3 separate regions of the Homo sapiens genome follow, and regions 2 and 3 are each linked to region 1. Evidence: chromatin contacts called from ENCODE Hi-C or POLR2A ChIA-PET data. All regions are on one chromosome and are shown on one strand. Each heading gives the region's core, a stretch centred on a gene start or an enhancer-like site at or near the end of the contact. The rest is flanking DNA. Distances are from core to core; before and after follow the strand shown.

Region 1 (3,063 bases), core at 182-2,681:
AATACTGCGTGCTGCACATTTGGTAATTATTATTATTTTTTGAGACACAGTCTTGCTCTGTTGCCCAGGCTGTAGTGCAGGGGCGTGATCTCAGCTCACTGCAACCTCCTCCTCCCAGGTTCAAGCGATTCTCCTGCCTCAGGCACCTGAGTAGCTGGGATTACAAGGGCGCGCCACTACACCTGGCTAATTTTTGTATTTTTAGTAGAGACGGGGTTTCACCATGTTGGCCAGGCTGGTCTCGAATTCCTGACTTCAGGTGATCCACCTGCCTCTGCCTCCCAGTGTTGGGACTGCAGGCGTGAGCCACCGCGCCCGGCCTTCATAATTCTTTTTAACTGAAATTGGGTAAATAAGTAGACTGTAGACTCCTGCCCTATTTTCAAAACTGCAGAAGCATTGCTAGCGTCTTATTAAAATTAAATCACTTCTCGGTAACAAGAATTGGACCGGGCACACAACAGATGTCATACCTTAGAATGAGTACCAAGCTCTTTTTCATCTTTAAGAGAATCTGTGTATTACAAATAAACATTTCCATAAACCAATATTTGACCACGGCAAGTGTGTAATACTTTCTGGATCACACCCATTTTCACATGCTGTCGGCTAATCAAAAACAAAAATCCCCATTTTGGGTATGGCTTTATTTTCTAAAGCGGGCGTTACGGGGGTAAGAATTAACAGAGACTTCCTCCTCCATGTCAAGCATGAAGCGTGGTGCTTTGAAACCTGCAACCTGACTTGCTGTGCACAACGCAAGAGAAAGTTACGATCTAACCTATTATAAGCGTCACATCAGGAAACAGGTTTCTCTCGACGAAACTAAAAATAGCAACTCCGCCCACTCGTTCTCAACCCCTTTAGCCCGCTTTGTTTTTCTCCAGAGCACTCATCCGTCACTAGTATTTTTATTGAATATTCAATGACCCTTTCCTTCCTCCCAGGCCTCCAGGCCGTAAGCATCGAGAGAGCCTGAGTCCCCGCGACCGCGTATGGCAGCGTCGGAGTCAATCCGCTGGAACGCCTGCCACAAGATGAAAAACAGCCAAGAGGAGCAAGGAACAAAAAAGACTGGTTCCGATCCCGGTGAGGGTCACTTCCAAGATCGGCCTGGCATTACCTGGTACTGGGACAGGGCGGGCTCTTCGCCGCCGCCGCTGGGGCCCCGAAGGCGAACGACTAAGAAGGAGCTGTCTTCTCCGTCCCACAGGAAAAGCTCTCCGCCGAGGCCAAAGACCACGTTTCTCGTCAGCAACTGCGGCGGCGGCGACGAAGGCAACGACGAAGAAGCTGGTTTCTCAGCTTCGGTTGGACTCTGGTTTTTCAGTCCCTCCCGGAGCCGCAAGAACACGACGTGGTTAGGAAGCCAGGTCTGCCACAGCTCGCCGTCGCCCACCGGTCCCTCGGCGGCCGCCATCTTGGCCCAACTGCTCCCCTCACTCCAGTTGCTCAGCCCGCCGCTGAGCACAGCCAATCCGCGGCCGTCCACTCACTGTTTCGGCCAATCACCGAGCAGACGGCCCGGAAGCTCGAGAGGCTCGTGCCAGGTCGGGGGGCGAAGGCGAGGCCAGCCCACCAAGCAGGGGCGTCACCAAGGGAAAGCCAATCACCATTATTTCTGAAGCCCAAGGGGGCGGGACGAGAAGTCAACATAATGGTGGTGCTGCTGGAAATCTAGCACCTGGGGAGAGCCTGAGACTTGTGTATCTAATTGCCTATTGGACACCTCCATCTGGGTAAACCCAGGCATCCAGAACTTTCCCTCAAGACTTACCTCCCTCAGTGCAGGTCGGGCTGGCCTCACGCATTTCGCTTGGATGCCTAAATCTGTCTCCACGTGGGGCCGGTCGATAAAACAACACTTCCCAGAATACGCTGCGATCCATTCGCGGTCTGCACCCGGAAAGTACACCTCCCAGGGGTCTGTGCGCGCCTCCAGGGAACGGGTCTTGTGGCTTTGTCTCCCGCGAAGAGGAGATGGCGGAGTCGTTGAGGTCTCCGCGCCGCTCCCTGTACAAACTGGTGGGCTCGCCGCCTTGGAAAGAGGCTTTCCGGCAGGTGGGTATGGGGTTTGTGCAGTGGTCTACCCTAGATCGTCCCGGTGACCGCCGTCTTCCCTGCCTTCGCCTTAGCCCTGCTCCGTGGAGCAGGTGCCGCAGCGCGCCTGGTCTGGTCAAACCCAGGCCTGCTGACTGTAGAGTGTGGGATTAGCCCGGGTCGGTCAAGTCCTAGAAAGCCTTGTTTTTGGATTCGATTTTGTTTTGAATTTAAATTGTGGTCAGGACATCACCGTTTGCACCTCTGCAATAACACTACCTACTGTTGCTGCGGAGGTGGCCACCGAGAGAGGCACTTTGTCTACGTTCGTCTTGTGAGATAGAGATGATTTCTATTCTAGAGAGTAGTAAAATGAGGCTTAGAAGAGGGCTCCACCTCAGTTCTGGCCTCTTCTGAACACAGTGTGGTTATTAGTAAGTAATGTCCAAGAAAGTAACCCGACGCAAGAAAGATAGCAGATACAGCAGAGTTTCTCAGCCTTGACAATGGACATTTTGAGGGAGATATTTATATGTTGTGGAGGGTTGTTTAAGCCACGTCTCGGGCCTCCACCCACTAGATGCTAATAGTCCTATAACTAGAATTGTGACAACCAGAAATGTCTCCAAGCATTGCCAAATGTTCCTTGGGGGACAAAACCTCCCTGAGTTCAGAAACGCTGCTGTGCAGGAAGGCCGTTACCCAGCCATATCTAGAGTAGCAAGAATTTGGAAGGAATATAAATGTTCTGTAATAGGACATTGGATGCTGAGATATTATGCACACAACCATTAAGGAAACTGGCAAGCTAGAATAAAAAATATGGTTCTTTGTAAATACGTGTACAAAGCATTGTAATTTTATGTATCTCTACAGAGGAATATGCAAAAGTAACACTAGTTAGTATTATCATTGAAATTTTGTGTCTATAAACTTTCTTTAATGTTTTCTCAACTAATGTAAGAGTGTTTTTTAAAAATAGAAATGCTTTTTTTTTCCCCCCCAATCTTGCTCTTTTTTCCC
Region 2 (3,063 bases), core at 327-2,826, 3.0 Mb after region 1:
CAGTCTGGGTAAGAGTGAGACCCCATCTCAGCCGGGCGCGGTGGCTCACGCCTGTAATCCCAGCACTTTGGGAGGCTGAGGCGGGCTGATCACCTGACGCCATGAGTTCGAGACCACCCTGCCCAACATGGTGAAACCCCGCCTCTACTAAAAACACAAAAATTAGCCGAGCCGTGGTGGCGGGCGCTTGTAATCCCAGCTACTCGGGAGGCTGAGGCAGGAGAATCGCCTGAACCCGGGAGGCGAAGGTTGCAGTGAGCTGAGATGGCACCACTGCACTCCAGCCTGGGGGGGACAAGAGCGAGACTTCATCTCAAAAAAAAAAAAAAAAAAGATTTTCACCAAATAATACAATTAAAAACTGAAAAGCAGCTTACTTACTGTTTTTTGGTCCCTGGCTCAACTCATCTTGCCACTCTTTGGGAGCAAGAGTCTCAGAAGCATCTTTCTCAGGAATGCAATCTCTCTTCTAAGCTAAGTGCGTAAAATATCCATCAAGACAACGAGAACAAGTAGGGATACACACCTGAACTTCATCATCCTTTCGGATGGGCATGGATCGCACGTTGTACTTCTGTCTCAGCTCTTTGGAAAGAGGGGAAGACATAATCTTCCTTCGAATGTGGGAAGGTGCATTGAAATGCCTTTTGCGATTCTTGCTTCGGTCGGAAGTCACAAAGGGATTAAACTTCATTTTGGCTAAATAAAAAGTTAAAAAGACTCTTAAATGACCAAAATCTCATCCAGCTTCCAAACAAATAACCGCAATGATTTTATCTTGATAGTCTAGAATGATCATAGGCAGTGTCATGTTGTGCAACTTCAACAAAAACTGTTTGATCGGAAGGGCCTATCAACCGAAGCTCGAAACTTTTTATTTTTTGTTTTATTCGGGTGTTTTCTGTATATGTTTACGGACTAAAGACTTTTGCATCAAAAACACTTGTCCTAGTTATAAGACCTTTTAGTTACACTCTCCCAACTCCTCAAGTAGTGCCTGAGGAAATCAAGACTGGACTTACATCTCTGCTGAGCAGACCGACAACGCAATTCTCTTAACTATAACCTCACGTTTTAGAAGGTACAATCAACGTTCATCTTCTACAGGCTTAAGAGTGAATACGTATAGCCCCGCCAAAATGAATAAGGCCCACCAACCCGAACCTGGAAAAGCCTGCACACGTCTCGGGTCCTAAAAGCCTCCCAGTGGGCAAGTGTGGTCTGGAAATTCCGTGAAGACTTTACCGAGAAGTTACTTCGAGACCATTCTCTAGGAAACGACACTACCCAGACTCCAGTCTATTTCCACAGGCTCCCTTCCCTCAGCTCGTTTTCGAGTTCCCAAATCCCCGGTCCCTCCATCCATCTCCGGCCCGGCGGCCCTTGATTTAAGAAAGCAACAGATAAAAAACCATCCCAGTCTCTCCTTCCTGGCTGCTACTCGGCCGACAAGAGACTCTCGGGGTCCCCGCGGTCGGAAGCCACCATGCCCAAGAACGGATGGCTGCTGATTACACCCGCTTGCCCGCCGAATCCTTACCCGCTCCCGCTTCGGTGATGGCCGCAAAAGGGAAGAGAACTACACGCTGCTTCCGGTTCTGTAAGTTTACCAAAGATCTCGCGAGACCTATGTCTCTCGGAGCGAGAGGGGCGCGGAGTTTGAGCGAGGGGAGTAAACTGGGAAATAAATTTATGGCTAGTGTCACCTAGTGGCTAGGAGGGGAACTGCGAGGGATTGCAAAACTCCCCTCCTCCAGGTCCTAGTGTCTCCCTTCCGAGACCCGGGTGCTGCCGCTGAATCCTCTGGGAAGGGTAGTCCCGGGGCTATTGGCTAAGGCTGCTCAGGGTCCAACTGCCCCTGGGGGTGATGAAGGAACGAGCGGCCCCAGGAGACCGCCCAGGAGACCCGCTGGTACCTTCACTCCCAGGTGCCGGGGCGGGGGCCGGCACCCCTTAGCCGGGGAAGCGCAGGCCCTGCTTCTGGCCGCCAGGAGGCGCGGGGACGCCGGCCGGCCGGTCGCCTGGGTCCCTGCACTCACCGTCCCCTCCCGCCCGTGGCGTGGGCGCGGCCAGCGTGCCGGTACTTTAACGAGCTCCACCGCGACGCCGGCCACCGCCCCTGCACCTGGGCGTCTGCTGACCGCACAGCAGGGCCCGCCAGAGATTCAGTTCTGGGTGGTGAGGGGCCTTGCGAGGACCAGGGCCACCGATCGCCGCCTGCCCCCGCGGAAATAGGTCCAAGGCCGCGTTTCCAAGGCGCCCCCAGTGCTGTGGGAGGTGCTGGTCCAGACCACGCTTCGAAGGAGCCAGGCGAGAGGAAGCCTCTCGGTGCGGGGAGCTGCGCGGGTTTCTAAATGCTCGGCCTGTTTGCGTCCAGTTCAGGACCAGACGGAAGCCGTGCGCTCCCTGCAAATGGTTTCTTTTCTTCTTCTTCGTGTGTGTGTGTGTGTGTGTGTGTGTGTGTGTGTGTGTGTGTGTGTGTGTGTGTGTGTGTGTGTGTCTTTTTCTTCTTTTTGAGACAGTTTCGCTCTTGTTGCTCAGGCTGGAGCGCACTGGCACGATCTCCACTCACTGCAACCTCCGCCTCCCGGGTTCTCCTGCCTCAGCCTCCTGAGTAGCTGGGATTACAGGCGCCCGCCACCACGCCCGGCTAATTTTTGTAGTTTTAGTAGAGACGAGGGTTCACCATGTTGGCCAGGCTGGTCTCGAACTCCCGACCTCAGGCAATCCGCCCGCCTCAGCCTCCCAAAGTGCTGGGATTACAGGCGTGAGCCACCGCGCCCGGCCCCTGCAAATGGTTTCTGAGGCAGCGGCAGTGCAGCAGGCACCGGCGCTGAACGGCTTCTGCTGAATGAATGACACGGGTGTCACAGTGACAGAGGACAGGCGTTTCACAAGAATACCGAAGACGTAGTGAGCCTTCTGAGTGTGGGGACGCTCTTCTCTACACTTTACATCATGAATTCTTTTAATCCACAAAATGGCTCTGTTGTTGCTGGTATTATTGTCCCCATTTTACAGATTGGGCAACTCAGCCACAGAGAAATGAGAGGAACTTGGTGC
Region 3 (3,063 bases), core at 253-2,752, 2.4 Mb after region 1:
GGGAAGGAGTGTCCACGCATCAATAAAGATTTAACGAACTGAACGCGCTCTGCGAACAGAGGCGTGGCACAAGTACTATCACCCCTGCCCTGTGCCGAGGAACAGGAAACATGTGCCAGGGCTACAAATGAGCAGAGAGGAGCATCCTTGAGCCCCCTGGCCTTATCGCTTTTGTCCGTTCTTCCTGGCCAGACCTCAGAGATCTGTTCCTGACCCCAGGCACCTCCCCCTCAATAGAGTGGAGGGGCCCAGCCTCGGCCGCCTGCCGCTGCTCCCCTTGGGGACCTGAGCCCGTTCTCTGACCCCAGCTTAGAGGAACTCGGTGTTGCCAGGCCGGGGTGGGAAACAATGGGCCTTCCGGAGCAGGATGACACCCCCTCCCGCCACAATTCTGGAGCAGCAGCCGTGGGAGGGAAGATGCAGGGGCCCACCCTGGGGCCTGTTGGTCCGTCATTCAGCCCTGCCCCCCATCTCTACCCCTGAACTTGAGAGAACCTTTGGCACCCCTGGACATCTTGGTTGGGAGAGGAGGGTTGAGGGTGCTCCCGACTTCAGATGAGCCCTTTCCTCTAGGGATGGGGTGTGCTATCCTGCACCGGCATCCCAGCTACACACAGACACAGGCCCATTCGGTCATAAGTTTAATGAAGTCTGAAAGGTAAGCGCCATCGTGGTCAGAGATACGGAGGCCCGGTCAGACTCTCCCTCTGCACCTCAATGGAAACGATGTGGTGTCCGGGTACCATGGCCAGGCCCAGCACACGGGGCTCCCCGGCAGAGAAGGAATCTGGAAAGAAGGATCAGAGCATCAGGAAAGTAGGCCAGAATCAGTCCCGCCCCTCTGAGCCACGAAAACGAGCCCCAGAAAACAAGGGTTGCAGCCAGGCCCTTAAGGGGAAATGCCTTGCGTAAGGTTCCGCCACATTACCAGGCGGGTGTGCATTCCCCGGGCACTGACCCGACGGCTTGAGGAACTCCTGCGCCGAGCCCAGGATGACATTGCAGTCACGGTCAGTGCAGAGGAAGCAGCCGACCAGTGTCCGTCCATCTGTCATGCGAATGCGCATAGTCTTGTTGAGCAGCGCCTCTAGCTGCTGTCGGGCGCGCTCAGCCGCCGAGTCCTCGCGCTCTCCGTCCGAATCCTGCGCGGGGTGTAACAAGCGCTCAGACCGCGCAGCCCAGGCTGCCCGCCCGCGGAACCACAGCTCCCGGCAGCCCGCGGGGCACTCACACAAAGCCCAGAGGCTGCCGGGAGCTGCAGTTCCCCACCCCCTCCATCTTGCTGCTTGACTGCCCCTCAGTCCCAGAACCAGAGCCCGTGCTAACCCCAGCACTGGAGCTGCTCTGACGCCGACTGCAACAGCCATTCTCTTCTCGTAGCAGCATGGTCGGTCCAGCTCCGGCCATTTGCCCGGAGGCCTCCTCTGGGCCTTTCAACTTCCTAAGCACCTTTCAGGTTGGGTGGTCCGAGATCTCGCGAGCGCTCCCGACCTCTTTCCTTTCGCGAGATCCCCTCTCCTCCCCCTCCTAGTCTCCTCGGCAACGGCACAGATCTCGCGAGCTTCTCCTACTTCTCTAGCGCTGTGGCTCACTGAAGCGTACTACGCCGGATGTCTTAAGATATCGCGAGACCTTTACCTCTGGTTTCTTACACATCCTTTAGAAACTGGAATTTAGCGAGAATACATTCTTTCATACTGCCTCCTCCCTTGTTTTTCTGTCTCAGAGAGATAGTCTGTCCTAAATATCCCATGTAGCCCAGGCCACTGAATTAAAACGGAGCGTATTCGTTCTCTGCCCCACCCCGCAACTCCTGAAAGCGGCGCAACTCAATTACTTGATCCTTATATGCCCCACGCGGGACTCATACTACGTTTCCCGTGAACACGTGCAGTCCAAACCCCGCCCCTGATATTTATCTCAGTGGACGGTGGCCGGAAAAGGACAATGGTTTCCATGTCAGCGGATAAACGCTCTCCCCTCGGCTCCCGGACGCGACGGAGGTCGTAGTAGTAGTGAGTACGTGCTGAGGAGCAAAGGAGTAACCAAGAGATCCAGTGACCGACAGAGCAAGAGCCATGCCGCGCCGGGGCCTGGTGGCTGGGCCAGACTTGGAGTATTTTCAGCGTCGCTATTTCACGCCGGCGGAGGTGGCCCAACATAACAGGCCCGAAGACCTCTGGGTATCTTACCTGGGACGCGTGTACGACCTAACGTCATTGGCACAGGAATACAAGGGTAAGGGCCACACGTTGGGCCGGGGCCGGAGTGTGTGTGTGTGCACGCGCGCGTTTGCCTGGTTCTCGAAGGGCTGGCATTGACAGTGGCTGTGCTGCTCTTTTCAAGGGAACCTGCTGCTGAAACCCATCGTGGAAGTTGCAGGCCAGGATATCAGCCACTGGTTTGATCCAAAGACCAGAGACGTGAGTTATGCTGGAACCTGGGATTGTGGGTAGAGGAAATGGAGAGCGGGGATGGGAAGGAAAGGCGGAGGCTAGCCAGAGCCTAATGGCTGCTCTGACACCCTCGCCCCAAACCCTCCTTTAAAGATCCGCAAGCACATAGATCCGCTGACCGGCTGCCTGAGGTACTGCACCCCGCGGGGCCGCTTTGTGCACGTTCCGCCTCAGCTGCCCTGTTCGGACTGGGCCAACGATTTTGGGAAGCCCTGGTGGCAGGGGTCGTATTATGAGGTGGGGCGGCTGTCTGCCAAGACCCGGAGCATCCGCATCATTAACACGCTCACGTCGCAGGAGCACACACTGGAGGTGAGAACTGGTGACAAGGAGCAGGTTAGAAGGAATGGGGAATCCCAGCAAATCTCCAGGCCGATCTTCAGGGCAACATTTTTTCCATAACCGGTGGGAGTGTATTTTCTGTCCTTTACATTGAGGCAACTGAGGAAAGCACAGCACCTAGGTCCCCAGGGTTGGGAATTCTAGGAGTGTCTGGGTCACAGGGGGACAAGAGACTCCTTTATAAGCCTGGGAACAGCAGTTCATGTATCTTAGTGATGGTGGTCCTTCGAAGCTCTTACACGCCGTTTTGGACAGCAATTGGACT

What was found. A loop is a pair of places that touch in the nucleus more often than their neighbours do. ChIA-PET counts read pairs that join two places held with the same protein, here RNA polymerase II (POLR2A). Pooled maps may share reads with other maps.
Region 2: a loop to region 1 is called in a pooled map, with 8 times the contacts of the local background. The contact joins the promoter of RPL26 here to the promoter of NUP88 in region 1. A Hi-C loop is called at or near these places in 4 of 50 pooled maps. POLR2A ChIA-PET finds 5 or more read pairs at or near these places in 2 of 52 experiments (CD8-positive, alpha-beta memory T cell and naive thymus-derived CD8-positive, alpha-beta T cell).
Region 3: a loop to region 1 is called in a pooled map, with 12 times the contacts of the local background. The contact joins the promoter of NAA38 here to the promoter of NUP88 in region 1. A Hi-C loop is called at or near these places in 1 of 168 maps with a recorded cell type or tissue (B cell) and 6 of 50 pooled maps. POLR2A ChIA-PET finds 5 or more read pairs at or near these places in 1 of 52 experiments (activated CD4-positive, alpha-beta T cell).

What each region holds. Positions count from the first base shown.
Region 1 is chr17:5,418,231-5,421,293 of GRCh38, forward strand. NUP88 (nucleoporin 88) reads right to left here and starts at 1,432. Exons shown (of 17, transcript NM_002532.6): 1 at 1,124-1,432. The coding sequence starts at 1,420. It overlaps RPAIN (RPA interacting protein), which reads left to right and starts at 1,952. Exons shown (of 7, transcript NM_001033002.4): 1 at 1,952-2,061. The coding sequence starts at 1,981. RefSeq lists enhancers at 794-1,433, 1,069-1,606, 1,607-2,144, 1,874-1,993, 2,004-2,223.
Region 2 is chr17:8,381,617-8,384,679 of GRCh38, forward strand. It overlaps RPL26 (ribosomal protein L26), which reads right to left and starts at 1,577. Exons shown (of 4, transcript NM_000987.5): 1 at 1,541-1,577; 2 at 527-699. The coding sequence starts at 694. RefSeq lists enhancers at 1,035-1,752, 1,332-1,501, 1,753-2,470 and a silencer at 1,902-2,171.
Region 3 is chr17:7,856,057-7,859,119 of GRCh38, forward strand. It overlaps NAA38 (N-alpha-acetyltransferase 38, NatC auxiliary subunit), which reads right to left and starts at 1,503. Exons shown (of 3, transcript NM_001320925.4): 1 at 1,327-1,503; 2 at 959-1,142; 3 at 629-787. The coding sequence starts at 1,407. The coding sequence ends at 675. CYB5D1 (cytochrome b5 domain containing 1) reads left to right here and starts at 1,947. Exons shown (of 4, transcript NM_144607.6): 1 at 1,947-2,238; 2 at 2,347-2,423; 3 at 2,550-2,768. The coding sequence starts at 2,079. It overlaps TMEM88 (transmembrane protein 88), which reads left to right. Exons shown (of 2, transcript NM_203411.2): 2 at 1-43. RefSeq lists enhancers at 1-466, 588-667, 1,200-2,062, 1,318-1,687, 1,415-1,709 and 2 more.